Linked DNA regions of Homo sapiens: region 2 is linked to region 1. A link is an interaction called in ENCODE POLR2A ChIA-PET data of the cell type or tissue named here. Cell type or tissue: B cell. All regions are shown on one strand. Links, peaks and the distances in the headings refer to the core of each region. The heading gives the core; the rest is flanking DNA. Region 1 overlaps PRKAR1B (protein kinase cAMP-dependent type I regulatory subunit beta). Region 2 has its middle 70 kb from the start of FOXL3-OT1.

Region 1 (14,897 bases), core at 6,422-8,921:
GAATCTCGGGAGACCAAACAAGGGACGGTGGGCCCCAGGTCGGCCTCTCTCCCCGCGCTTCTGGAAGGACCTGCAGGACGGCAGACAGTCTCTGGGGCACCCAGCCTTCGAGGACCACGGGACAGAGGGAAGGCTTCCCCGGCTGCCGCCTCTGCCCCAGGACACGTGCGAAGGGAAGCAGCGGGCGGCGGGGGCCACTCACCTTCTCCAGCTTCTCGAAGTGCTCCCGGAGGAACTTCATGGGGCGTTCGGGCTTGGAGATGCAGAGGTGGACGATACAGTCTTTGAGGACCTGCTGGATCCCGTGCAGCTGCACGTACAGCTCACAGCCCTTCAGGCTCTCGTCCTCCTCCGAGGGGCAGGCGGGCGGGGAGGCCATGGCGAGGGTGGCTGCTTCCTTCCTGTCCAGAAAACACACAGATCCCCAGGCCTGAGAGCTGCCCGGGGCTGCGCGCCGGATAAACGCAGGCGGCGTGAACCAGGCTTCTCCCAGGAGCGTGGAAGAAAGTCACTGATTCTGCATTTGTCAAAGATCTTTCATTCTGTGGGGCCAGGTGAGGTGTTAAACGTGACGGCCCCCAGAGCCTTCCCTCCCCACAGACCCCCGGCAGGGGTGGAGGGGGCTCAGGCAGGGGGGGAGGGGGCTCAGGCAGACAGGGGTGCACGCGGCTGAGAAGCCCCTTCTGCAGTTCTGAGGATTCCGGGTGGGAAGAGTGGGGGGGCCCGGCGCCCTGAGGGTCCAGCCGGGGGGTTCCAGGGCCTCGTCCTCCTCCATCCCCCCTTTTTGGGGGCACTTATGTGAAATGTGAATGCTGGGGGCCCCTGCGCGCGGCCTCAGGGGAGGGGGAGATGAGGGTGAGACTGTGGATGGGCTGGGGCGGCCTCTGCACAGGAAAAGACAGAAACGCAGGTAAACAAGGGAAGCTGGCGGTGGTGGGGGGGTGGGGTGCGGGAGAACAAATGCGGCGGCCGCGCAGCGAAGTCACCATGGCCAGGCCAGGCCGGCACCGCACCGCGGGGCGCAGGACCCCAGCCCCCCGCCACGCCGCCCCCGGAGTGCCCAGACCGCCGGGAAGGCGCCCACCCAGAGACCCCGCGCCCCCCGCCCCAAACCCGGCCTCAGCGCCGGCGAGGACCCTCCCGGGACCCCTGACCGGGAGCCCCAGGCCCGGCCCCGCCCCGCGCGCCCCACTCCCGGCGGGGCCGAACCCTTCCAAATGTCCGCATCCCCGGGGGGCCTCCCAGGCCCGGGGCTCCCGGCGCAGACCCCAGCCCGGCCCCGCGTACCTGGATGCGCGGCGCCCGAGGCCAGGAGGCGGCTGCGCGGGGACGCGGGGCGCGGGGACGGCTGGCGAGCGAGCGAGCGGGTCCCCGCACTGCAGCGGCGCCGCCCTCCACGCCCGCCCCCGCGCCGCGCGCAGCTGCTGCACCCCCAACGCCGCCCGCGCGGGCCTGCAGCCCGTCTCCCCCCGACCGCCTCCCCGCGGGGCCCCCAACCCCGGCCCCCACCCCCGGCTCTCCCCGCCCCCGCCCCATCCCCCACCGGCGCAGGTTCAGGCCATCGCTGCCAGGACCCCCCGCTGTCGCCGCCCCCCGCCCCCTCCACTCAGACTCTGAGTCGCCCACTCCAGCCGGTGCAGGCCGCGGGGCCGCCTCTGATGGCCTGGGCACCCCCCACTCCCGCCCCGTTCACGACCACCGCGGCTGCCTGAGCTGCTCACACCTAGGGGATCACATCCCTGCCTCTGCAGGACACCCGGTACCCAGCAAGCACGCCCGTTCCCTGGGGTCTCACTCTGCCTTAGCGGCCAGAGAGGGTGGCCAGGTGGGCCCAGCCCCGCTTCCCCAGGTGACTCCCAGCGCTTAGGCGCACCAGCTTCACCCCGATGCCCAGTGGGAAATCGGAACCCTCCTAAATTCTTTCCCACCTTTCTTGGGGATCCAGAGGTCACGGAGGCCTAGGAGGAGCCTCTTGGTGACGGTCCTAACCCACAAGCCCAGCCCTGCAGGAAAGGGAATCAACCTCATCCTCCTACCGCACACCGTTGCCCCATCCTGCCAGGGTGGCGGCGGCAGAAACTCCATCTTCCCTCCCCAGAGGCTCCAAATGCCAGGAGAGGGGTAGGCAGTTCCAGCTGTGAAGGAGATGATACCTGCCTCCCTGTGCACACTCACCTGTCTACCCCCGGGGTCCTCCACCCACCTGCCCAGCCCCCGGATCCTCCACCCGCCTGTCCAGCCCCCGGGTCCTGCACTCACCTGCCCGGCTTCCCTGTTGCCTACTCACCTGTCTCCCACTATGCTGCCCCATCTTCACCTGTCTCCCACTCACCCGTACACACCATCTCCCACTCACCCGTCTCTTGCTCACCTTTTCCACACTCACCTGTACACAGACACCATCTCCCACTCAGCCCTCCCATGCTCACCTGGTCCACACTCACGTATACACACTCACCGTCTCCCAGTCAGCCCTCCCATGCTCACCTGGTCCACACTCACCTGTACACACTCACCGTCTCTCACTCAGCCCTCCCATGCTCACCTGGTCCACACTCACCTGTCCAGCTTTCTTGTTCATTGCTCAGCTGTCTCCCACTCACCTGCCTGCACAGGCACTACACAGGTCACCAGCCCTGCCGAGCACATTCCCCAGCAGGGCTGACATTGCCTCAGCCTCTTCCTGCCAGGGTGAACGTAAACCAAGCAGGCCACCCTCGGGGGTCAAACACGAAGGTCCTTGGTCCTCAGCCCTCACCCTCAGCACCCACTGGCCCCAGCCCCGTCTCAGGCAGACCTGCATTTGTCCTGAGACTTTCTTAGGGATCCAGGCCTGGTCTCTGAATTAGAACTCCATCCCACAACCCACTCAGACCTCTGGCTCTCCCAGCCCTGGCCTGCCTGGAGCTGCTGCTGACCAGCAGTACCATCACGTGCTCCCCGCGGCCCCTCCACTCCCTCCTCCTCCTCCTCCAATTACTCCTGCTCCTCCAGGGTAGACTGGTGAGGACAGCAAAAAAGACCCAGGTGCCACCTAACCAAGGCGACGTCTCGCTTCGGGGGGCAGATGCTCCAGGCCTGGCTGCTTCTCTCCCGGGCTGTCCTGGGGTTCTCTGGAGACTCCCTGTAAAGACTTCCCCCACACCGTGCCTCTAGAGGAGAGTGGAGGCACCTCTCTGGCTGACCTCACAGGACAGCCCTCTGATCCCGAGGCGCACACACAAGCCCTCCTTCTGCTGCAATACCTCCTCAGGCTGAGCCTCCTTGCCTGCGTCCTTTTGAGACAAGGATCTCCCAGGTTTGGGGGCTGGCAGCATGCACGTGGCCAGCCAGACATGCGGCCCCTGGCCCCACTGAGCTGTGACGTCTGCTGAGCTCCTCTCCTCATTGCCACGACGGCAGCTCCCACTGCCTCTCTCTTTCACACTTTTCCCCGCCACTCAGATCCCTGTTCCAGTGGCCCCCACCCCACACAAGGACTCCCTCTCCAGACTGGCTCTGGTAGGAGTGCGAGGCGTGGCCCCCACCGCCCCAACCTGCAGACAAGTTTCTGCCTGACTCCCAGGCCTCTCTTGCTTCAGCCTTACTGGCTTGAGCCAAGGACAGACGCTTCCTTAGTGTCCTGCTCACTGTCTGATCATTGCCAGAGGATGAAATCAACACAGAAGTGGGAAGAAACAGGATCCTAGAGAAATGGAGCCACGGCCGTCCTCAAACCAAACCTGAGGCCCTTCCCGTATCTGGACTTCCCAATTATGTTCATCAATAAATACCTTTGGCCGGATGCGGTGGTTCACACCTGTAATCCCAGCACTTTGGGAGGCCGAGGCAGGTGGGTCACTGGAGGTCAGGAGTTCAAGACCAGCCTGGGCAACATAGCGAAACCCTGTCTCGACTAGAAATACAAAATTAGCCGGGCATGGTCATGCACGCCTGTAATCCCCAGCTACTCAGAAAGCTGAAGCAGGAGAATCACTTGAACTCCAGTGAGCCCAGATCGTACCACTGCACTCCAGCCTGGGCAGCAAAAGAGCGAACGAAACTCCGTCTCGAAATAAATAAATAATAAATAAATACCTCGTACTACTGCCTGAGCCCGTTGGCTTTTTGCTTTTTGTTAGTCGCCACTGAGGACATCCAAGTGAATACACCACTGATCTGACACAATCCCCCCAAAACACACACTGACAACCCCATTAAATGCTCCTGGATGAAGACACAAAGAGGGGTCTGGTGAGCTCAGAGGAGCTGCGCTTGGTCATCGGACCACGTGGACCTCAACAGGTCGGTCGCCACCCTGCCACACGGTGACAAACCCTGACGTGTGACACTGTGCCCAAGCAGCTATGCCCTCAACTGAAAATGTGCTGCTGGTGACTGGGTTACCCATTCAGAAGTCCCAGTAAATCACATATCTTCCCATAGGGAAGGACCTACCCCCTGGGGTAGGTTATTTTTCTCAGCAAAGGTATTCACATTTCTAAGCCCTGTGGGGTCTTACTTCACCCATAGAATGTGCCTGTAGGATTCATCATGACTAAATGTACTTACAGTGACCACGCTTTGCAGAACTCCAACCAAAGAGCCACATTTTATTTTTTTTTTTTGAGACAGAGTCTCATTCTGTCACCCAGGCTGCAGTGCAGTGGCGTGATCTCTGCTCACTGCAAGCTCCGCCTCCCGGGTTCACGCCATTCTCCTGCCTCAGCCTCCCGAGTAGCTGGGACTACAGGCGCCCGCCACCGCGCCCGGCTAATTTTTTGTATTTTTAGTAGAGATGGGGTTTCACCGTGTTAGCCAGGATGGTCTCGGTCTCCTGACCTCGTGATCCGCCCGCCTTGGCCTCCCAAAGTGCTGGGATTACAGGCGTGAGCCACCGCACCCGGCCTAGCCACATTCTTTATATATTTTTTTTTTTAAATCTTTTTGTTGTTGTTTTGAGACAGGGTCTCACTCTGTCGCCCAGGCTGGAGTGCAGTGGTGTGATCATAGCTCACTGCAGCCTCAAATTCCTGGGCTCAAGCCATCCTCCCACTTCAACATCCAGAGTAGTTGGGATCACAGGTGCACACCGCCACACCTGGTACTTAAAAACATTTTTTTTTTTTTTGTAAAAAAAAAAAATCTCACTATGTTGCCTAGGCTAGTCTCGAATTCCTGGCCTCCAACAATCCTCCCACCAGCTTCCCAGAGTGCTGGGACTACAGGTATGAGCCACCGCACCCGGTCCGAAGCCACATTCTTTTCCCAATCACCACATACCTCGCACTTCTAAACTTTGCTCTGTCAGCTCCAATTCACCCTCCAAGATTCAACCAAAACGTTACACAGGGAAATTCCCTAAGGCGCCAGCACTGCCTCTGGAGGGCCCGGGGCTCCCAGGACTTCTCCTTGGTAGCTCTTATTACACGTGCAATTGAATAATGACGGCAAGGCTGCCAGCTTAATTGCTGTCTCCCCTGCTAGGTCAAAAGCACCAAGTATGCATGGATGGTGTTTGTCTTATTCTTTATTCACTCTGCATGGCGAAGAGACCAACACAGCTATTTTCTGGGGTGCAGAAAGGAAACAAAGATGCTTTGTTAAGCTGCTCTGGCCACTGGGGAGGCTGCAGCATGTCGTGGTTTGAGGTGGGATCTGTAGGTGGGCTTCCTGGGTGCGGTTCCTGAGCCTTCCCCAGCCAGCTGCATTCACTGCGCAACGTCCGTATGCTCCCTGAGCTGAGGATAGAGGAGAAACTGCATGTGATTGTGGCTGATGGGAGAGGCCACTCATCCTCAAATCTAGGTGGATATACGAGGAATGAGGACTGAGAGGCTGAGCATGGAGCACGCAGCACATAGTAGGAGCCCAAGAACCGTGAACAGTAATAATTATTCTCCAGCCGGGCGCAGTGCCTCCCACCTGTAATCCCAGCACTTTGGGAGGCCAAGGCAGGCAGATCACCTGAGGCCAGGAGTTCGAGACCAGCCTGGGCAACATGGTGAAACCCCATCTCTACAAAAAATACAAAAATTAGCCAGGTGTGGTGCCGTGCCTGTAGTCCCAGCTACTTGGGAGGCTGAGGCAGGAAGATCACTTGAACCCAAGAGGCAGAGGTCATAGTGAGCTGAGAGCATGCCACTCCGTTCCAGCCTGGGCAACAGGAGTGAAACCCAGTCTCAAAAAAAGAAAGAAAGAAAGAGAGAGAGACAGAAGGAAAGAAAGAAAGGAAAAAGAAAAGAAAAGAGAAAAGAAAATAACAATGTGGCCAGGCATCGTGGCTCATGCCTGCAATCCCAGAACTTTGCGGGGCCAAAAGAGGAGGATCACTTGAGTCCAGGAGTTCAAGACCCATCTGGGCAACAGAGCAAGACCCTGTCTCTACAAAAAAATACAAAAATTAGCCAGGCATGGTGGTGCACACCTGTAGTCCCAGCTATTCAGGAGGCTAAGGTGGCAGGATCACCTGAACACAAGAGTTCGAGGCTGCAGTGAGCTATGATTGCGCCACTGCACTCCAGCCTGGGCAACAGAGTGAGACCTTGCCTCAAAACCACACACCCACACACACAATGTTCTCTAATATTCAAGTTTTGCATTGTTCACTATGTAGGTAAGGGATGCAAAATTTCACGGGAAATTTTGCCACAAACCTCAATAGTCTTCTCTACACATGGCTCCTGGGTGTGGCAGGCACTCTCAGATGGCCACAGGGTCCCCACCTCCCAGTGCTCATGGCTTGTGGGGTACCCTCCCCTTGAGTGTGTGTAGGTCCTGAGGCTCACCCCTGCCCGGTGGGGTACAGCAAAGGTGAGGAGTGAGCATCACATATGATTCATGGCAACATCTGCCTTGCCAGGGGACTCTCTCCCTTGCTGGCTTTGAGGAAGCCAGCTGCCCTTTCATCAGTGGCTGTAAGAGGACCCCGTGGCCAGGAGCTGAGGGTGGCCTCCAGTCCACAGCTAAGAAAGTGAATGCTGGAAACAACCAAGTGCACTTGGGAACGGTCCCTTCCTCAGTCGAGCCTCAGATAAGAATGCAGCCCCAGCATGGATTGCAGCCTTCAGAGGACCCAGTAAAGCCATGCCTGGACTCCTGACCCACAGACAGCCGGCCCCAGGCCTTCACTGGGGGAAGCTTTATAGATACACACACACACACACACACACACACACACACACACACACATACACATATATACATACATATATATGTATGTATGTATATATATATATATATCTCCTCCTGCTTCAGCCTTTTTTTTTTTTTCCAGAGTCTTGCTCTGTCACCCAGGATGGAGTGCAGTGGCACAATCTCAGCTCACTGCAACCTCTGGCTCCTGGGTTCAAGCAATTCTCCTGCCTCAGCCTCCCAAGTAGCTGGGATTACAGGTGGGCACCACCACTTCCAGCAAATTTTTGTATTTTTAGTAGAGACGGGGTTTGACCATGTTGGCCAGGCTGGTCTCGAACTCCTGACCTCAGGTGATCCACCCGCCTCAGCCTCTTAAAGTGCTGGGATTATAGACGTGAGCCACTGCACCTGACCTGACCCATTTTTAAGTCTAGAAAATGTGCCTTCATTATCCCTTCAAATACCTCCTACTTCCCACTTTTCTTCTGCCTTCCTGGGACATCTATTCAACAGATATTAGCATTGTTGCTTCTGTTCTCCATATCCCTGACCTTTTCTCTTACATACTTCTTGTTCCTGTTTCATTTTGGTAACATACAGAACTTCATCTCTTTTATAGGCTTTTTTTTTTTTTTTTTTTTTTTGATGAGATAAGGTCTCGCTCTGTCATCCAGGCTGGAGTGCGGTGGCATGATCATAGCTCTTGGCAGCCTCAACCTTCCTGGCCCAAGTGATCCTCCCACCCCAGCCTCCTGAGTAGCTGGGATTACAGGTGCACCCCATCACACCCAGCTTATTATTTTTTCTTTTTCTTTTGAGAAGGAGTCTTGCTCTGTCACCAGGCTGGAGTGCAGTGGCCTGATCTCAGCTCCCTGCAACCTCCGCCTCCCAGGCTTAAGCAATTCTCCTGTCTCAGCCTCCCGAGTAGGTGGGATTACAGGTGCCTGCCACCACACCCGACTAATTTTTGTATTTTTAGTAGAGACGCGGTTTCACCCTCTTGGCCAGGCTGGTCTCAAACTCCTGAGCTCAAGTGATCCACCCGCCTTAGCCTCCCAAAGTGCTGGGATTACAGGCATGAGCCATTGTGCCCGGCCATAATTTTGTATTCTTTTTGTAGAGATGGGGGTCTCACTATGTTGCCCAGGCTGGTCTCAAGCTCTTGGGCTCAAGCAATCCTCCTGCCTCAGCCTCCCAAGTACCTGGGACTACAGGTGTGAGTCACTGCATCCAGCTAAGTTTTAATATTTCTTTGTAGCGACGAGGTGTCACTATTTGGCCCAGGTGGACGTGAATGCCTGGCCTCAAGTGATTCTCCCGTCTCAGCATCCCAAGGCCTGTTTCATTTGTTGTAACGTGTTGGCCCTCCTGTCCTACTGCCCTGCTTCTGTCATCCAGTTTATAGCTATTCCGTCTGGCAGTGTGTCTGGGGAAAGAAGAGAGGTCATGACCCCTCTGGGTATTCATGCAGTTGCCACCACAATCCAGGTACTATACTGTACCAGCTCCACAAGGCTCCCTCCTAGTGACCCTTAATAATCACGCCACCCCATCCCTAGCCCCAGGAGATCAGTCATCTGTTCCCCATCTCTGTTACTTTATGGATGTCATACAAACAAAACCACAAAATATCCCTTTGGGATTGGTTTTCATCTGCATAATCTTTTAGAGGTTCGTCCAAGTTGCGTGCAGCAATTCTTTCTGAGTAGAATAACTGTCTAATCTCCATGTGTGAAGATTTTCCTGCTATCTGCTGTTGATGGTAAGTGTGATTCCATTATTGTCAGAGAAGGCGTTCTGTGCAAGTCTTTTTTTTTTTTTTTTTTTTTTTGAGAGGGAGTTTCACTCTTGTTGCCCAGGCTGGAGTGCAGTGGCACAATCTTGGCTCACTTCAACCTCCGCCTCCTGGGTTCAAGTGATTCTCCTGCCTCAGCCTCCAGAGTAGCTGGGATTACAGGTGCGTGCCACCACACCCAGCTAATTTTTTGCATTTTTAGTAAAGACAGGATTTCTCCATGTTGGCCAGGCTGGTCTTGAACTCCTGACCTCAGGTGATCCGCCTGCCTCGGCCTCCCAAAGTGCTGGGATAACAGGTGTGAGCCACCGCGCCCAGCCCTCTGTGCAAGTCTTCTACATTTGCTAAGGTTTGCCTTATGGCCCAGGATATGGTATATCTTGGTCTCTGTTCTGAGGACACTAGAAAATAATGTGAATTCTGCGATTGTTGAGTGGTGTGTTCTGCAAACGTCAATTAGATCCTGTTGGTTGATGGTGTTGCTCTGCTATACCTTAATGACTATCTGCCTAGTTATTCTAGCAGCTGCTGAGTTGGGGGCTGAAGTCGTCAACTGCAACAGCAGGCTTGTCTCTTCCTCCTTTCAGCTCTATCAGTTTCTGCTTTATACATGTTGAAGGTCTGTTGTTTGCTGTACACACATTTGGGATTGCTGTTATCTTCCCAGTGGGTTCTTTTATCATTATGTAATGTCCCTCTTTTTCCCAAGGAATTTCAACAGCCACTCCCGCTTTTTAAAATTTATGTTTACATGATACTCTTTTGCCATCCTTTTACTTTCAATGTGCCTATGTTATTATGTTTGAAGTGAGCTTCAGCATATAGTAGACATCATACAGTTGGGTCATGTTTTGTATCCACGTGGCGAACCTCTGTCTTCTAATTGGTGTGTTTAGGCCATTTACATTTAAATTAGTGATATATTAGGGCTTACGCTTGCCATTTAATCATCTGTTCTCTCATGCTTTACTGTGGGATACCTGAATGTTTTTTAGAATTCCACGTTATGTTTTTGAGGATATCACCATATACATATGCAACCCATCGGTCTATCGGCATCTATGATTTTCCACCTTGAGTGAGTGGACAAACCTTCCTTCCACTTAAGTCCCTAACCCTTCTCACTGTTAAATACCTAGCTGTAGATATTTCCTCCACATACATCACACACCACATGAGTGTTGTAATTTTTGCTTCGATCATCAAATATGATTAAAGAAACTCATGAGGTGAAAGATGGTCAGTGACATTGACTTCTATTTTTATCCAGTCCATTGTCTCAACTTTCTGGAGGCCCCAGCCCTCTTCTGTTAAAATTATCTTTCTGGGCCGGGCACGGTGGCTCACGCCTGTAATCCCAGCACTTTGGGGGGCATTGAGGCAGGTGGATCACCTGAAGTCAGGAGTTCAAGACCAGCCTGACCAACACGGAGAAACTCTGTCTCTACTAAAAATAAAAAAATACTCGGGCATGGTGGCACATGCCTGTAATCCCAGTTACTCGAGAGGCTGAGGCAGGAGAATTGCTTGAACCTGGGAGGCAGAGGTTGCAGTGAGCTGAGATCATACCATTGCACTCCAGCCTGGGCAACAAGAGCGAAATTCCGTCTCAAAAAAAAAAAAAATTACCTTTCTGTTTACAGGGTATCCTTTATGCATTCCTTAAAGGTAGGTCTGCTAGCAATAAATTCTATTAGTTTGCCTGTCTGAGAACATCTTTACTCCTCTTCCATTCCTGAAGGATAGTTTTGCTGGGTAGAGGACTCACAGTCAACAGCTCTTTCCCCTTTACAGTTGAACAATGGCAGGTCACTTCTTTCTGGCCTTTTGTGGTTTTGGTTAAGAAATCTGCCTTCATTCAAACTGGTGTTCCTCTCTAGGCAAGGCATTATTTCTCTCTGTCAGTTAGTACTTTTCCTCCTTCTGTCTTTAGTTTCCAGGAGTTTAATTGTGATGTGTCTTAGTATGGGGTTTTTGGAGGGCTTGTCCTATGAAGCCTTGTTGAGCTTCTGGAATCTGTGGATTTATGTTTTTCATTGAATTGGGGGAGTTTTCAGCCTTTTTTTTTTTTTTTTTTTTTTGAGATGGAGTCTTGCTCTGTCACCCAGGCTGGAGTGCGGTGGCATGATATTGGCTCACTACAACCTCCACCTCCTGGGTTCAGGCAATTCTCGTGCCTCAGCCTCCCCGAGTAGCTGGGATTACAGGTACCCACCACCACACCCAGCTAATTTTTGTATTTTTAGTAGAGATGGGGTTTCACCATGTTGTCCAGGCTGGTTTCAAACTCCTGACCTCAGGTGATCTGCCCGCCTCGGCCTCACAAAGTGCTGGGATGACAGGCGTAAGCCACTGCACCTGGCTAATTTTTCTATTTTTAGTAGAGATGGGGTTTCACCATGTTATCCAGGCTGGTTTCAAACTCCTGACCACAGGTGATCTGCCTGCCTTGGCCTCACAAAGTGCTGGGATGACAGGCGTGAGCCACCGCGCCTGGCTAATTTTTGTATTTTTAGTAGAGATGGGGTTTCACCATGTTGTCCAGGCTGGTTTCAAACTCCTGACCTCAGGTGATCTGCCCGCCTTGGCCTCACAAAGTGCTGGGATGACAGGCGTGAGCCACCGCGCCCAGCTGGTTCTTATGACTCTGCTTTAAAATTCTTGGCAGATGATTCCAACATGTGACCTATCTTGGAATTTACATCCGTTACCTTACCATGTTCAGGTTGTGGCTTTCCTTGTTCTTGGTATGACAAGTGATCTCCAGATGTATCCTGGACATTTGGGTTACGATGTTTGCAGACTCCTTGTCCTACTCTATTCCACCAGGCAGTTGCTCTGTTCAGGTCCAGGGTGTAGATTGCAGCCTGTTTTTGTGGTCTGTCATTCCAACAGCAGTTTCGTCTTCAGAGCCCTGGCACTGCCCTCCTCGTCTGCTTTATTCTTCTGGCTCTCCTGGGACTGCTGCTCATTTCCCATGGGTGCTGCCTGCAGGGGTGAAAGGTACCTCCCTGGGCCGCCTGGTGTCACTGGGCTACCTTTTGCTGTGTCAGGACAGAACATGCTCGTTCTGGGTCTCTTTGTGCTAAGAGAGGAAGGGCAGATTTCAGGCTCCTCTGACACTACCTGTGCAGTGCAGACTGTCCACTCGAACCCCAGTTGCACAGCACAGGTTAATGCACCTGCAGCAGCTTTAAAATCGGCCCTGAAAGCAGACTGTGGGGTGAAGGTGGCAGCTACCCTCTAGGTCTCTGTTGGGCGTCCCCTTTCCCAGGGCTTTGGCCAGAGAGAGGAGGCTTTCCTTGGAGAATTTCTGTCTGTGCCTGTTGGCTGTTCTGGGCCACAGGCTTCCCTGGGGACTAGTGCAGGAACACATGAGAGAAAAAGAAAACCCAGGGGACCCACCACCTTGCTATTCCTCCAGTCCAGAGGTCTCCAGCCCGTCTGTCAACTCTCAAGCTCCTTTCCTCGTCGCCTGCTATGTGCAGGGTATTTTGTTGTATTTCAATGGGAGGAGCAAGGAAAAGTGAAGTCCCACCACCGTAATTCAAGCGCTTATTCTTTCTCGTCTTCAGCACTCACTGCCACAGCCTTCCCAGGGCTCCCGACCAATCCGTTCAACGGAAGCCAAAGGGGTCCTTGAAAAATGCAGACTCGATCTTGCCAATGCTCCCACCTTGAAATCCTCAGTCTGCCATGTTTTAGGACAGAGGCCCCCATGGCCTGGCCCCACCCATCTGCTCACTCCCTGCCTGCTCCCCTGTGACCAGGGTCAGCCTCCCTCCCTGTTTGCTACCTGAGGCTGCCGTAACAAAGCACACCAGGCTGGGCAGCTGAATGAAACAAATTTGATTTCTCAAGATCAGGGTACGGGCTGGCTCCTCTTGAGGTCTCTCTTCATGCTCATACTGCATTCTCCCTGTATGCACGTCTATCTCCAAAATTTCTCCTTTTATGAGGACAGCAGTCATATTGGATGAGTGCCCAACCTCATGACCTCATCTCACCTCAATCACGTCTGCAAAGACCTTGTCTCCAAACAGGATCACTTCCTGAACTATGGGGGTTAGGACTTCAGCATATGAATTTTGGGGAGACGCCATTCAGCCCGTAACACTCCCATGAGGCCTTTGCTCATGCTATTTCCTCTCTCTCCAACACTCCCCGTCTCCCACCTCCGCCCTTTCACCTGGCTATGTGACATGGTTTGGCTGTGTCCCCACCCAAATCTCATCTTGAATTGTAGCTCCCACAATTCCCACGTGTTGTGGGAAGGACCCAGTGGGAGGTAACTGAATAATGGGGGCAGGTCTTTCCTGTGCTGTTCCTATGATGGTGAATAAGTCTCACGAGATCTGACGGTTTTATAAGGGGGAGTTTCCCTGCACAGGCTCTCTCATTTTCTCTTTGCCTGCTGCCATCATGTAAGATGTGACTTGCTCCTTCCCGCCTTCGGCCATCATTGTGAGGCCTCCCCAGCCATGTGGAACTGTGAGTCCAGTAAACCTTTCCCTGTATAAGTTACCCAGTCTCGGCCATGTCTTTATTAGCAGCGTGAAAATGGACTAATACACTGTGTTTACTTATTCTTCATATTTCACCTCTGCTACCATTTGTTCAGGGAAGCCTTAAAAGTCTAGTTCAACATCCCTTGACACTCATTCTCTCAGGACCACCACGGTTAAACACATACTAATTTATCCTTCCATTAAGGGCTATCTCATCCTGCAAGACCCTAAGATCTGGGAGAGCAGGGACCATGGCCAGTTTCTACATCATTGTCATCCTGTCCCACATGTTGCAGACAGTGCCTGGTCAAACAAATGCCTGTTGGAGGAAACAATGAATGAAGGTTACTGAATATGCTACATAACAACTTTTCAGAAGTACTGATGGGCCGGGCGTGGTGGCTCACGCCTGTAATCCCAGCACTCTGGGAGGCTGAGGCGGGCGGATCACGAGGTCAGGACATCGAGACCATCCTGGCTAACACAGTGAAACCCCGTCTCTACTAAAAATACAAAAAATTAGCTGGGCGTGGTCGTGGGCACCTGCAGTCCCAGCTACTTGGGAGGCTGAGGCAGGAGAATGGCATGAACCTGGGAGGCAGAGTCTGCAGTGAGCGGAGATCGCGCCACTGCACTCCAGGCTGGGCGACAGAGCAAGATTCCATCTCAAAAAAAAAAAAAAAAGACGTACCGACAAACACCACCATTTTGCAACACGAAGATCAACAACAAAAAAGAAGGTCAAACTTGAAGTTCTGTCCTAAAATTACACACATTCTGCCTTTAGAAAACTCAGTGCATGGTCACAGATGAGAAGTGCCTGGCTAACCAGACTTGGGGACTCCTGGTTTGCAGTGAGTGCTGTCAAACTCGCGTTCTAGGCTGGGCTCACAGCAACTCCGACTCCAAGCTGTTTAGGCGCCTCTGTCTCCACTCAAGTCCACAGTCAAGGTCACTACTGTGAAACACTGTCTTGCTTTTAATTTCCAAGCTGCCTTGTTATTTCTTGGGAGTAGGCCAAGCTAACTTTAGGAGGAACTTAGTTTATAGTTTAACTTTGAAACAAAGATGATAACAGCCCTTTCCTGAAGCCAACCTCCTTCTTGCCTGGGGACCAGAATGCTTTTGTAAGACTAACACATGAGCCACAAGATTAGAAATTGTGGTTTGAGTCATGCAGCTAGAGGCCACAAGATTCCAAACCTCCCCAGTTGCTCCTTAGGATAACACCACTATCATCAACTCTAAGATTGGTGCTCAAGATATTTTTCAGGCTCTGCATTCTGATGCACCAGGTGCCACCACCCACACCACTAATCTGGCTCAACCAGTTCTGTGATCCCACCCAGGAACAGAAGACAGCAAGAGAATCAACTTTGACTCTCCATGGTTTCATCTCCAACCCGACCAATAAGCACTGCCCTCTCCCTGGCCCCCTACCTGCCTAATTATCCTTAGATGACCCATCTCAGGATTTT
Region 2 (14,897 bases), core at 7,549-10,048, 360 kb before region 1:
GGAGCGGGGAGTCTGATGTCCCCGGCTTTCCTGTCCCTCTCTCTGCCCCCTGCTACGGCCCTTGGGAAGCTCTGAGTGGGGCACTGTTCGCCCACACATTTGTGGAGCCTGGAGGGTGGGAGCGGGGGGTCTGATGTCCCCGGCTTTCTTGTCCCTCTCTCTGCCCCCCGCTACCGTGTCACCGGCCCCAGTGTCCGCAGAATCTGGGCGATTCCGAATTATGCAACGGCAACCGGGAGGCGAAGGGGATGGGGTACAGGGACACTGGGCGGGCAGGCCAGCTGCTCACAATTCAGGTCTCGCCCAGAGGATGTGGGCGCAGCGCCCAGAGGGGAAGCCCTTTAGGACCAGCGCCTGCCGTCCGGCATGCTCCGGGAACATTCCTTCCAGGCTGGATGTGCGTTGCCAGGGAGTGAGATGCCAGGAGGGAGTGTCATCACCACAGTCGGCCACCACAGGATGTGCCCAAGTCTGGCAGGGTCCCCAGGCTCACCAGACCCATTGAGGGCTCCAGGGAAGGGGCTGCAGGGGCGGCCAGTGCGGGGGCAGCCTGGGCGCTGGAGACGGAGGCCTGGGGCCGGGTCCTGTCCTTCACTCCGTAGCAGGACGGCCTTGGACAAGTCCCACATCACCTCCTCAGGCCCACGTGAGACCCTCAGCACCACAGCGTGTACACCGTACGTGCAAAAAGAGGGTAGTCTGTCTTCAAGAAGCATGGCCTTGTGCCACCCATGCCCATCGGGGGTGAAATGACGTCTTGTCCAGGGGAAGTCTTGACACCCCACTTCTCTCCAGAGAAGAGTCAAATTCCAAGCTCTGTCAACAGCTCTAGAAAGGGGGCCTTTGGGGGCTCCAGGGGTCCAGGCCTGGGAAAGAGACTCCTGGCCCGTGTGTGGCCTCATCGAGGAGGACGTTGCTAGTGCTTGTGGATGAAGTCGTGAGCTCACTGGAAGGGGTGTCATCCCTTGTCTCCCAGGAAACGGATGTTCTGGGAAACATAAAAATCAGTGGCAGCGTGTGTTCCACAGCAGAAAATCGAGCCTGAGCCAGGAGGGCCTTTGGGGTTCCAGGCGGACATGTCCTGCTGTCTCACTAGTCAGGCCCGAAGGAAAAGGGCCAGCCCGAGGTGGCAAAACTACACCCCAGTGGGGCCGAGGCCTCAGGATTTATGATGATCCAACATCACCGCTGCACCCTCCCAGCACCACTGACGAGCCCACGGGGCCAGCCCGGGGTGGAGATCCAACACTGTGTCCACTGCCTGGGCCCACAGCCCCTGCCCCGTACACCTGTGAGACCCTGCTGCCTACAGGCCCTAGTTCTTCCAAAGCGTCTCTGGGGAGCATCCTGATGGGTTCCCGGATGGGTCCTTTGCCCTCAGTGGCAGCGGGCAGACGTCACAGCTGCCCCTGTGCCAGGGGTCTCTGGGGGCTACTGCATCCGTCACAGCTCTGCCTGCCTCATGGGCTGTCCTCAGCCCTTGGGGGCCACAGCTGTGCCGACCCCCTTCGCAGTCAGCCTTGCCCTCGGTCTCCTGGGGCCTGAGGCAGAGCCCATGGGCCTCGGGCCTCTCACACTTCCAGCAGCTTCCTCTGCAGCCCATGTCCTCTCCACAGCAGTCAGGCCTGGGTTGGGGTGGGCCGTCCTGTCCTCCATTTACAGAACACAGTGGTCGAGAACACGGGCTCTGGAACGAGTTGACTGGGCCATGTGCCAGCTCCTGGCTTACTCACTCTGAGCACAGAGCCCCGAGTCGGGTTCTCATCATCAACATCCCCCTGTGCATAGGGACTGTCTGGCTCAGGGGGTGTCCAACTCTGGAATCACCTGGGGATGCTTAGCAAGCTCTGTGCCTGGCTCCCACCTCAGGCACTCTGACTTAGTTGGTATGGGACTGAGTTAGCACTGGAATTTTAAAAACTCTCCAGGTGGTTCATTGGTTCAGCAAAGTTTGGGAACCACTGACCTAACTCACAGAGTGGCTGTGAGGGGTAAATAAGATGACATATGCAAAATACATAGTGTCAAGCCTGGCTGCAGACTGGACTCGGTGGATGGCCAGTATCGTTATTGTCATTTTTAGTATCACCACCACCAGCACCACCAGCACCACCATTATCACCGTAACCACCATCATTACCACCATCACTGTTATCATCATCATCACCATCTTCATCATCACCATCATCATTGTGACCATCATCCTTACCACCATCATCATCATCACCATTATCATCATCACAACCGCCATCCACACTGTCATCACAATCACCATCAATATCACCATCACCACCATCACCAGCATCACCATCACCATCATCACCATCGTCATCACCATCATCACCATCACCACTATCACCACCATCACCATCACCACCATCACTATCATCATCACCACCATCACCATCATCATCATCACCATCACCATCATCATCATCATCATCATCATCATCACCATCATCATCATCATCATCATCATCATCACCACCACCATCACCACCATCACCATCACCATCATCACCATCACCATCACCACCATCACCATCACCACCATCAGCATCACCACCATCAGCATCACCACCATCAGCATCACCACCATCACCATCACTGTCATCACTTCTGGATTGCTCTTTCTATATTTTCATCGGAAACTGATGCATAAAATTCTTCGTTCTTTTTCCAGCCAGAAAGCTTATCTATATCCACTGCAAGTGTAGGCAGGTTGCAGGGGAGTTACTATCCTCTGAGTCAGTGTTGGCTTACATATACTTGGGACTGCTGGTTACTTCCACGTTTTAAATTTCTAAGGAGCTTCTCGTTTAAACCTCACTGTAGCCTTGGCATGTGGGCAGTTTTTGCTATCCCATTTTACAGATGAGAAAACAGAGGTTCAGGAAAGTTAGTTGATGTGTCCACGGTCCCACTGCCACCTAATGGTAGATCTGGGATCTAAATCCAGGTGTCTAATCTCAAAACACTTGCAAATTAATTGTCGCCTAGAGTCTGGGGCATGGGCTGACCTCCTGAGACTCTGGTGTCCCGGTGTTACCCTCAATGCCTTTGTTCCTCCTGCAGATGCCTCCCCTTCTGCTTGGATCACAGGAGGCCTTGAGAAAAGGCTTCCAAGGGCTTTGGGTCAGCAGAGCGGAGGAATGAGGCTTCCACGGCGCACTCTGTGCCAGGCCCCCAGCCCACCCCTGACCGCTCTGCCGGGATGTCAGGCAGGGCTGGGCTGTGTCTGGCTCAGGCAGCCGAGGGACACGGCACAGATCGGTCCCTCCTCTCTCCCCAGGGAGGCCTCCCTCTTCAGGCTCTCTCCAGCCTCACCTGCCTCATCTGTGCCCAGGGGCTTTGGCGGGCAGGGAGGATGCTCTGACCCTAGGAAGCCCTGCAGCAGGGAGGGGAAGGGGGTTGACAGACAGCGTCCGGAGCAGGCTGCTGCTGCGGGAACAGGGGAACCCTCAGACCAGAAAGACCTCAGCTCAGGCTCCAGCACGGGCCTCTGCCCCCCTTGGATGGAGGCTGCTCCCCGTGCCAGCTGCTGGGCACTCAGAGCCTGTCCCCAGCCTGGGCCAAGCAGTGCCGAGGGCCAGAGAAAGCCTTTGGATGACGAGTCCTTGAGGTTGTGTCCACAGCAATGGCAGCCCTGGGAAGCCGGTGGGGATGCAGTGGGCTCTGTGCTCGCCTCCTGAGAGGCACGGGGCTGAGGACCTGTGAGCGGGTGGGGATGCAGTGGGCCCTGTGCTTGCCTCCTGAGAGGCACGGGGCTGAGGACCTGTGAGGGATCCGGGAGGGGAGGTGCACAGGGCCTGGCAGTCTGACAGGGAGGGAGTGTTTTTCTTGCTGCGCTTTTTGAGGGAGAGAGGAAAGGAGAAGGGAGAGCACGCTGCCCCAGGACCTGTGACTGTGGGAAGCAAATGGTGTCTAACGTGCACGAACTGCTCCCTGGCACTCCAGGGAAGGGAATTTTCCCAAATCAAACTAGATCTGCTTCCCACCATTGGCTCTCCCCCAGGGATGATAAGTTCAAGTTAGAAGCTCTCAGCCCCGTCCTGCCCTGCGGGTGGGGCCCTGGGGCTCTGCAGGAGGCAACCCCACTGCCCTGACCCCAGGAGCCCTGGGAGCTGTGAGATGTCCCCTCCGCAGCCCAATCACTCAGCCAAGTGAGCTGGCTGTGCTCGCCGCCCAGGCCTTGGTGTCTGCACCATCTCCAGCCCCTTTCCTGCCCACCCACCCTGGGACCCTGCTTGGAGACAGGGCCGTGAAGCGGCTCTCCTCACATTCCCACATTAGCAAGCATCTACAGCCCCGACTCCATAGAGGCACAATGGTCTCCACTCCTGCCCCTTCCAAGAGGAGAGCAATGCTTAGCTTCTCTTCACGCCTGCTTACCCGCTTCTGGGAATAAGGCAGGCCTTGAGAACAAAGGCCTTCCTGTGAGACTCTGGAACGGTGACTGAAACAACAACAAAAAAGCCATCAATCTATCAACTTCACAAAGATAGTTTTGGCATGATGTACCTTGTAACTCCTGTTCTCCTGCTCTGTAAGAATCTTTGTCAATTTTTGTGATAGTCCGACTCCACAGTGGGCCTCAACAATCATGGCCTCCTGGTGTTCACACACTTAGCTGACCCCATGGCAGCTCATGACAGCCATTGCAAGGCCAGGCACGGTGGCTCAAGCCTGCAATTCCAGCACTTTCGGAGGCTGAGGCAGGAGGCTTGCTTGAGGCCAGGCATTCAATAACAGCTTGGGCAACACAGTGAGACCCTATCTCTACAACAAATTTTAAAAATTAGCTGGATGTGGTGCTGGACGCCTGTAGTCCCAGCCACTCAGGAGGTGGGAGGATGGTTAGAACCCAGAGTTTGAGCCTGCAGTGAGCTGTGATCACACCACTGCACTCCAGCCTGGGCAACAGAGCAAGACCCTGTCTCAAAAACAAAGTCACTGCAGCTTAGTCTCTTGGATTGCTCATTCTGTAGAGGCTGGCAGCCATGTTGTAAGGAGGCTCAAGCAGCTCTGAGGAGACCCCCCCCCCCCCATGGGGAGGAGCCACCCTTCCAGCCACATGCAGGAGCCACCTTGGAAGGGGCTCCTCCAGCCCAGCAGACTTTCAGCTGACAGCAGACTCATGAGACCCTAAGGCTGAGCCACTCTCAAGTTCATGACCCATAGAAGCCATGAGAGATGATAAATTATTATTATCCTTTGAAGCCATTAAGTTTTGGGGTGATCTGTGACACAGCAACAGATAACACACTTTTCAACAGTTCTGGAGTTTGCATTATGGAGCTTTTTCAGGGGTCACTGTGGTAAAGTATGAGGCCTTAAGGTTCAAGGTGGACCCCAGTGTCAAAGAGAGGCCCCAAGAGAAGAGGGGTTCCCTTCTCTCTGTCCCCTGCCCTTCGGGAGCCCCCTCCACACATGCCCCCACAGGCCCACGCACCCCAAGCTGTGCCTGGGGAAATAGGTCAGGCCTCCAGCCCAGACCCCTGCAGGTTTCTGCTCCAGAGGAGCTCTTCGAGGGGTTTCCTTGACCACCCCTCCATTAAAAACCGGGTGTCTGGAAAAGTCTTTTGCAGGGAGGACCCTGGGCATTGTCCTCGAGCCACGTTCTAGGGAGGCTGCGGGTGTCCCTGCCTGGGGATGTGGGTTCCTGCTTTGCCAATCCCGCATCCTTGGCCATTTATCCCATTGTGTTGCCAGCCTGTAGGGAGGAGAGAGACAGAGAAGATCCTGTTTCTCCTGCTCATATCAGAGGCTGGCAGGCCTAGAAGGGGCTGAGGGATGGAGCACGACCCTCAACCTGTACAGACAACGGCCCAGAAAGGCTGTGGAATCTGCCCGGGGCCACCCAGCAGGCAGGCAGTGGTGTGGCGGCCCGAGTCCCTCCTCCGAGCCCAGCCTCTGCCCCCGACCCAGGTTCCTCCCAAAGGGTGTTTTCTCACAGACGTCTCAGAGCTATTTTTTCTCTGAAAGCTAAACAATCACTCCTTTGCTCTTAGGATGAGATGCGGTTTGTGTCTACACACAGCAGACCCGGCTGCCCTGGTCCCCAGGCCGCCACCATCTGGCCGTGCACACACTCGCCTGGTCCTGGCCGGACCAGAGGGCGTCTGCACAGGTACAAGGTGGCGGGTGGAGCCCAGGACCCCTGGACAGCCAGGCCATCCCGGGGCTTGGCCGGAAACCAGGATGGCCTGGCCTGTTTTCCTGGCACCTCCTGCACCAGGGCCGTGGCTGCCTGCAGGTGGGGGCCCTCCTCCCAGGTGGTCTGGGGAAGGCGCCCAGTGAGTGGGGCCGAAGCCGCTTCCTGGGGAGGGTTGCTTCACCGCAGAGCCCAGCTGGGCACCCAGAAGTGGCTCAGGGCTGTGTGTTTACTCCTACCCTGACCACCGGCGAAAGGGATTTGAGGGCTGGCTCGTCTGTGGCAGCCACCAAAGTCAATGGAAAAACCACACGGGAGGAAGGGAGGGATGTGGGGTGTTTGAGCTGCAGGAGGGGCATCCCCAGGACGCACGCTGGGGCCACATCTGGGCGGAAGCAGGTGTACCAGCCCAGCCAGGGCAGGGCAGAGCCCCAGGGGCGGGTGGGGGCCACAAGCAGCCCAATCCAGCTCCAAGTAGAATCAATTCCTTTCTGTTGAAAGTTCCGTTTCTAAGAGTGATCGTGTTCCCAGCAGAGTGAACACAGACGTCGGTGTCGGCTCTGCACAACGGCGGTGCGGGGGCCCCGTAAGCACTCCAGGAGGACGCCGAGTGAGCCCTCCCCTCTCACACCCGACCCTCCTCTCTCAGAAGCCACTGCTCTGGTGTGTGGCGGCCGCTGCCTTGCCTTTTCCCATGCAGTTTTGCCATAGACTATTTAGCTTTGTTTCTTAACTCCCAAAACACAAAACTGAACCCCCAGCGATGGCCTGTGCCCCATTCCCCAGTGCACAACGCAAGCCTCCTTCCCGCCAGCGCCAGCACGTCGCCCCGCGGTGCTCCCCGGTGTGAAAGGGCTGAGCCATCCCTCTGCTGTGACTGGCTTCCGGCGGTTTCCAGCGTCTTGCTTTCTGAGCAACGCTGCCGTGAACATCCCACAAACTCCTTGAGTCTGCCATGCACGTCTTTAGAGATAGGTGGAGAGTCGTGCCGGCCCCACGCGGGCAGCCCAGCAGCTCCGGGTGTTGGTGCCACCGGGCACTGTCTGGCCAAGGGTCCCCTTGCTCCGTCCTCGCCAGCCCTGGGTAGGGCCAGGCTTTTTAAGTTTTGCGGATCTGCTGGTGCGTAAGGGTCCTTCGTGGTGATCTCAATTTGCGTTTTCCTGATTGCGAAGGAGCCGAGCGTTGGTCACGCCTGGGAAGCTGTTCAGTGACTCCGTGTGCCCATCTTCCGCCGTCGGGGGCTTTGCTTGTCGACGCCTGTTGACGTTTTTAAATCTTCTGGGCCTCCCTTTTTTGGTCAAATATATATATGGCACATGTCCTGCTTCGGGCTTGTCTTTTCACTCCTTTTATGGTAGATTTTAATGTAACAGAATGTCTTTATTTTAATGTTTTAGAATTTACCAATCTTTGCCTTTATGACGAATAATTTTGTAGATTGTTTCACAAATCCATCCCTAATTCAAAGTCATGAAAACAGCCCTTTAAATCCTCTTCTAAAACCATGACGGGGTTTATTTACATTTAGGAATTTAATCCATGCAGGTCTGCCTTTAGTGGTGTGGAGAGGGACAGCACTCTCTGCTTTCTGTATGTGGGCGTCCGGTTGTCCCAAAGCCACGCTCCCACTCACGCCGCTGCCTCCCTGTCCCGACTCCCTCCCACTCACGCCTCAGCCTCCCTGTCCCGACTCCCTCCCACTCACGCCTCAGCCTCCCTGTCCTGACTCCCTCCCACTCACGCCTCAGCCTCCCTGTCCCGACTCCCTCCCACTCACGCCGCTGCCTCCCTGTCCCGACTCCCTCCCACTCACGCCTCAGCCTCCCTGTCCCGACTCCCTCCCACTCACGCCGCTGCCTCCCTGTCCCGACTCCCTCCCACTCACGCCGCTGCCTCCCTGTCCCGACTCCCTCCCACTCACGCCTCAGCCTCCCTGTCCCGACTCCCTCCCACTCACGCCGCTGCCTCCCTGTCCCGACTCCCTCCCACTCACGCCTCAGCCTCCCTGTCCCGACTCCCTCCCACTCACGCCGCTGCCTCCCTGTCCCGACTCCCTCCCACTCACGCCTCAGCCTCCCTGTCCCGACTCCCTCCCACTCACGCCTCCGCCTCCCTGTCCGGACTCCCTCCCACTCACGCCTCAGCCTCCCTGTCCTGACTCCCTCCCACTCACGCCTCAGCCTCCCTGTCCTGACTCCCTCCCACTCACGCCGCTGCCTCCCTGTCCCGACTCCATGCTGTGTGGACTACTGTTCTGTCCCCACCTCAGCATCACCTTGTCACAAATGTTATGACTTTTTAATAAGCCTCAATACAGACATCCCCAGTTCCTGCCCTGATCTCTGCCCTTCGAGAGTGATTTAGCTATTCCCAGTTCTTTGACTTTCAACATAAATTGTAGAGTCAGTTTTCCATGAACCACCACAAACAATTGCAGAAGTCTGGCTATGGAGTACGTGAGATGCCTGAATTCCTTTGGGGAGAGTTGACATCTTTGTAACTTGGGACTTCTCGGTTCATGAATACAGTTATTTAAGGAACCATTCACTTGAGTCTTCTCAAATGTCTCTCAGCCATGTTTTTTTACATCAGCTTCCTCTATAAAAATCTTACACATTGTTTGTTCTTCCTAGTATTTAATAGGCTCAGGCTTTTGTAAATGACATCTTTTCTAAATTTCACTTTGTCTCTGGCATATGAAGAAAAACAGCTGATTTTTGTGTATATTGATTTTGTCTCCAGCAAACTGCCCAGCTGTCTTACTGATTTCATAATTTACCCTGGTGCTGTTCAGCTCTTCGAACACACATAACCGTATCCTCCGTGACTGTCAGAAGTTGTATTTCTTCCTTTCCGATCTCGTTAGCTTTCATTTCCTTTTCCTGCCTTGGCCCGGACCTGCGGAAGGACGCTGGTGAAATGGTGCTGGAACGCACCGCCCCTTGGTCCCGATATCAAAGCAAAAGCTTCCGGGGGTGCTTCTGCTGTGGGTGTTTGCACATTTATCAGGTTAGGGAGGCGCTGCTGTTCCTACTTGAAGTATCTTTTTCCTGAAAGGACGTTGACTTTTATCAAACATTCTTTTCTCATTTGTTGAAATGACTGTAAGATTTTTCCCTTAAACCTGTTGGTGTGGAGGATTCTATTCATTGCCATTGTGACACTGAACCACTTCTAGTCCTGGGATAGACACGGCAGCCACGAGGTGCGATCCCGTCCACGCGCTCAGCCGTTGAGCCTCACTGCCATGTTTTAGGAGCTGTTATCTCCCTTCTGTGTCAAGGGCCTCTCGCCCCCTGAGATGGGATGGAGAATGCTTGCTTCACTGCTGTTCTCTTGACGGGTTAAAGATAGTGTTATTTGTTTCTTGAATATATTGATAAACATCACCAGCGAGGGCATTTGAACCTGGAATTTGTTTTGTTTTGAGACAGGGTCTGGCTCTGTCACCCAGGCTGGAGTGCAGTGGTGCAATCACAGCGCACTGCAAGCTCTGACCTTCCAGGCTCAGGTGATCGTCCCACTTCAGCCTCCCGAGTAGCTAGGACTACAGGCATGCACCACCACATCCAACTAATTTTTAAAATGTTCTGTAGAGACATGGTCTCACTATGTTGCCGACACTGGTCTGAAACTCCTGGGCTCAAGAGATGCCCCTGTTTTGGCGTCCTGAGTAGCTGGGATTACAGATGCATGCCACTGCACCCAGCTACATTTTGCATTTTGTAGAGACAGGGTCTCACTATGTGGCACAGGCTGGGCTCGATCTCCTGGCCTCAAATGATCCTCCTGCTTTGGCTTCCCGAAGTGCTGGGATCATAGGCATGAGCCACTGCACTCAGCCAGGCTGCCCCCTTTCCTTAGTGGGAAGACTCTCATGCATTGCTGGCAAGGGAGCAGCTGATGCATGCTCTTCGAGTAACGGTTCTGTAACATCCACTCAGGCTCCGAAGCCACGTGCGACTGCCCAGCAGGCCCCTGGGACACACCAGAGGCTGAGTTCATGCACCTGCCCAGGACACGCACGAGCACCCACGTCTGCAATACTGGTGACCGCAAGAAGCTGGAGACCATGCAAACGCGGATCTGCAGGGGAGCAGGTCAGGGGACAGAACACGCCCGGATGGGCCTCGTGGCATGACATGGAGGGAAAGAAGCCGGAAGCAAAAGAGTGCACATAGGAGATTTCAGTTGAGCAGCCGGCAAGCCTGGGACGCGGGGGGCCCTGAGAGTCAGGCCCACAGCTACGCAAAAGCCGCGCTGACAGGAAGTGCAGGAGGCAGCCTGTGGCATCCTGAGAAGGTTCTGTGTCTTGTAAAAAAAATTCTCTGATCTGGGCTGGGCGCGGTGGCTCACGCCTGTAATCCCAGCACTTTGGGAGGCCGAGGCAGGTAGATCACGAGGTCAGGAGTTCAAGACCAGCCTGACCAAGATGGTGAAACCCCGTCTCTACTAAAAATACAAAAAGTAGCCGGGCGTGGTGGCAGGTGCCTGTAATCCCAGCTACTGGGGAGGCTGAGGAAGAGAATTGCTTGAACCCGGGAGGCGGAGCTTGCAGTGAGCCAAGATCACACCACGACACTCCACCCTGAGCGACAGAGCGAGACTCCGTATCAAAAAAAACAAAAAAAATCATTGATCCAAGCACTTAATATTAGCACACGTCACATCATACCCTGTGTGTTATACGGCAATAAAAAGAACAGACACGATACAACTACGTTGCAGAGATGCCCCCTCCCCACTGTCACCACTGCTGGATGTTGGCTGTTCTCTCTGGATTCTGTTCCTTGACAAGCCTGTGTGTGGGGTGCAAGGCCAGCGCCCACAACAGCTTCAGATCCTCTTAGGCCTCGACATGTCACAGGTAATTTTCTGATTCGCACAGGGCTGTGACACCACCAAAGTCAGGTCACGTGCATCCTTCACTCAGGGTCTTTCTGGTGAGCTGTTCCAAGTCAATCACCACACTCAAAGCTGGACACGTATGACCTCCCTCCACCTCTTCGGAGGTCCGAAAGGATCATACACCCATTTCACAGATGAGGCCACCGAGGCTTCCAGGCAAGCCACTCACCCCGGGCCAAGAAGAGAAACGTCTGGGCCTCCTCCTGCCGACTCAGCCCCTCTGACCCCAGCAGTCCTTAGAGAACCAGGACTCAGCCCCTCTGACCCCAGCAGTCCTTACAGAACCACGACTCAGCCCCTCTGACCCCAGCAGTCCTTAGAGAACCACACGGATCCTTGAGGCGATGCCTCCTGAGCTGTACATCAGCTGGGCTACTGGCTTTATCGCCCACTCCCTGCACTTTCTGTTTCTGCAGAGGGTCTCTGCTTGTCCTTCGCTTCTTTACTTACTGGGATCTCAGTGTTGTTGCTTTTTGTTGTTGTTTTTGTTTTGTTTTTTTGAGACAGAGTCTCGCTCTGTTGCCCAGGCTGGAGGGCAGTGGTGTGATCTCGGCTCACTGCAACCCCCACCTCCTGGGTTCAAGCAATTCTCCTGCCTCAGCCTCCTGAGTAGCTGGGACTACAGGCACCCGCCACCACGCCCGGCTAATTTTGCATTTTTTTAGTAGGGACGGGGTTTCTCCACATTGGCCAGGCTGGTCTCGAACTCCTGACCTCAGGTGATCTGCCCGCCTCGGCCTCCCACAGTGCTGGGATCACAGGCGTGAGCCACCTGCGCCTGGCCAGCGTTGTTGTTTATCATCATCAATTTGCATATGTCTGCATGTCATTAAAATGCTAATTCCTTGCCATGGTTGTTGCAAATGTGGCACCCATTTAACTTGCCTTTTACCTTGATACACAAAAGCTTTGAATTTCCACTTAGATAGATGTTTATCGGAACATACTAAGTTCAGAAAAAAAATCCACAGGTGCCGAAGTGAGGCTCCCATTCACTTCTGTGTAATCCTTACTCTTCCGCACCTCGACGGCTTCGAGGCCAGCTCTGACGCTTGTTGGTGCCAGGGCTTGTGAGTCTCACTCTCTATGAGCCTCAGTTCTCTCATCTGAAAAATGGGCACGAATTCCCCGACACTGCTGGTTGTTTCAGGATCCCCTGAGATAAAGTGTGCAAGGCGGTGCCGTCCTCATGCAGGCCCTCCGCCGGCCGGGGAGCGGCTGGGGACCACGTCAGCGTGTGGGTTTTTGGGATGACAATGAAACAACTGCGCGTGTGTGTGGCATCGAGACCGATGTTGGGACTCGTGGATGCAAAGCGTAGTGATCAAATCAGGGAGATGGGCGAATCCAGCCCCACTGACATCATCCTTTCTTCCCGTTGTGAACATTCAAAGTCCTCCCTTCTAGCTTCAAAAATACACAATAAATTATCGTTAACTGGAGTCACCCTCCAGTCCCACAGAACCCTCAAATCCATTCCTCTGGTCTCACTGTAATTTTGCATTCATTAGCCAAGGTCTCCCCCACCATCCCCCTCCCAGCCTCTCATAGCACAGCGCTCCTCTCTAGGAGCTCAACGCTTTTAGCTCCCACACATGAGTGAGGACCTGCGGTATTTCTCTTCCTGTGCCTGATTTATTGTATGTGGCAGAATGTCCTCGGGGCTCCTCCGTGTTGCCTGGAATGACAGGATTTCACTCTCTCGTATGGCTGAATCGTAGCTGTACTGTGTGCATAGATCACATTCCCCTAACCCCTTCCTCTGCTGATGGACATGCGTTTATTCCACATCCTGGTTGCTGGGACTCGCGCTGCAATGAACAGAGGGAGCAGATCACTCATTTCTGTGCCGATTTCCTTTCTCTCGGACAAACACCCGGTCCCGGGACTGCTGGATCACGCGGTCATTCTGTGTTTAGCTTTTTGAGGAAGCTCCATACTGTTTTTCACCGCGGCTGTTACTAGTTTACATCCCCCCATCTGTGTGTGACAGCTCCCCTTTCTCCACATCCTCACCAGCATGGTTTTTTGTTTTGTTTTGTTTTTTGTTTTTTGTTTGTCTTTTTGGTAATAGCAATTCTAACTGGGACAAAATAGTATCTCACTGTGGTTTGGATTTGCATTTCCCCAATGATTAGTCATGCTGAGCATTTTTTCATATACTGTCTCTCAGCATATACAAAAACCCACTCAAAATAGGTTGCAGACTGAAATGTAAAACCCAAAACAATAAAACTATGAGAAGAAAAACATAAGGAAGACACTGCAGAACATTGTTCTGGGGAAAGATTTTATGGCCAAGACTTCAAAATCACCAGCAATAAAAACAAAAATAGACAAACGGGGCTACATCAAACTAAGATGCTTCTGCAAAAGGCCAAGGAAACAGTCGGCAGAGGGAAGAGGCAGCCACAGAAGGGGAGAAAATATTTGCAAACTATTCATCTGACAAGGGACACATATCCAGAATCTACAAAGAACTCAAGCAATTCAACAGGAAAACACACACACACACACACACACACACACACAAGTAACTTGACTGAAAAGCAGGCAAAGGATTTAAATAGACATTTCTCAAAAGAAGACACACAGATCACCCTGACATTTAAAAAAATTCCTGGACCTCACCCAGCCAGGTTCTCCAATGTGAGCACCTTCAGAGTCACCGGCAGGGCTTGAGAAGGCCCCCGAATTTGCATTTCCAGTGGTTCCTGGGTGACACCGACACGGCTGGTCTGGGGGTCATGTTTTGAGAACATCACCTTCTCCAGAGAAGAGACCTGGAAGTGAGTCTTATAAAGCCACATACAAGATTGTGTCACACACACACCTGCCTGGGGCCTTGGGGGCTGGAGTAGAAGGCGCAGAGGCTGCTCCAAAAGGAGGAGGCCAGAGGGCACTTCTGCAGGGGGGCTGCAGCACCCACACCAGGAGGGCAGCAGAGTGTTTGCAAACAAGCCACCCATCCAGACTGCAGCCTGGGGAGGAGGGAGGGGGCCTCTCCAGGCCTCAGGCCGCTGTGCCCACGGTAGGCTGGTGGTGTGAGCCGTCGTCCATCCATGATGGTGAAGAAAGCCTCTCCAGCTCTAAGGCCACCTCCTGTCACCCAGGCATGGGAGAAAGTGGCTGACGCTGAAGACCCCAGCCCCCTCACCAAGGGAACCCCCAGCCCCAGCCCCTTCTGGAAGGCATGGACTGCCTGGAGCCCAGCCCGGTCAGCCAGCTGAGCTAAGAGGATCTGGTGAGTTTAAAGTCGGTCACACTTCTCTGGGCTCTGTAACGAGGGAATGGACTAGATGGGTTGTCAGACATGAGAAACTCTTGGTTGGGGTGGCTACTAGACAGGCCCTCATGAAGAAAGGGGCTGTGGCCATCAGCTCACTGAACAGGTGGGGAAACTGAGGCCCAGAGAGGGATGGGCCTGCCTGAGGCATGGAGGGAGTTGCCCAGATCTGAGCCAGGGCCAGACACCCCTGGTGTGCTCGTCTTCCAGCTGCCACGTGGAGCAGATCACAACATCCCCCCGACCCAGCGTCCCCCCACGGACCCCAGCTCAGAGCACACGTTCTCAGAGTGTGGCTCAAAGACCCCCACAGTTGGCCGGGCACGGCGGCTCACGCCTGTAATCCCAGCACTTTGGGAGGCCAAGGTGGGTGGATCACGAGGTCAGGAGATCGAGACCAGCCTGGGCAACATGGTGAAACCCCGTCTCTACTAAAAATACAAAAAATTAGCCGGGCATGGTGGCGGGCGCCTGTAATCCCAGGTACTTGGGAGGCTGAGGCAGAAGAATCGCTTGAACCCGGGAGGTGAGGGTTGCAGTGAGCCGAGA

The links. ChIA-PET counts read pairs that join two places held together with the same protein. Peaks named below come from ENCODE experiments on the same cell type or tissue, not always from the same donor. Only the 100,000 strongest peaks of a DNase experiment are listed, where the experiment ranks them.
Region 2: POLR2A ChIA-PET joins it to region 1 with 6 read pairs; 2 of 35 experiments call an interaction of 5 or more read pairs at or near these places.

Annotation. Positions count from the first base shown.
Region 1 is chr7:711,127-726,023 of GRCh38, forward strand. PRKAR1B (protein kinase cAMP-dependent type I regulatory subunit beta) reads right to left here. Exons shown (of 11, transcript NM_001164760.2): 2 at 203-401. The coding sequence starts at 379. Among named protein-coding and RNA genes, the nearest start is that of DNAAF5, 8.1 kb to the right of the region's middle. RefSeq lists a silencer at 1,352-1,431. In B cell, for the core only: no CTCF peak of the experiment used is centred there; no DNase peak of the experiment used is centred there.
Region 2 is chr7:353,550-368,446 of GRCh38, forward strand. No RefSeq gene overlaps it. Among named protein-coding and RNA genes, the nearest start is that of FOXL3-OT1, 70 kb to the left of the region's middle. RefSeq lists an enhancer at 11,245-11,745 and a silencer at 12,181-12,396. In B cell, for the core only: no CTCF peak of the experiment used is centred there; a DNase peak (open chromatin) is centred at 9,052; H3K4me3 peaks cover 1,005 bases; H3K27me3 peaks cover 829 bases.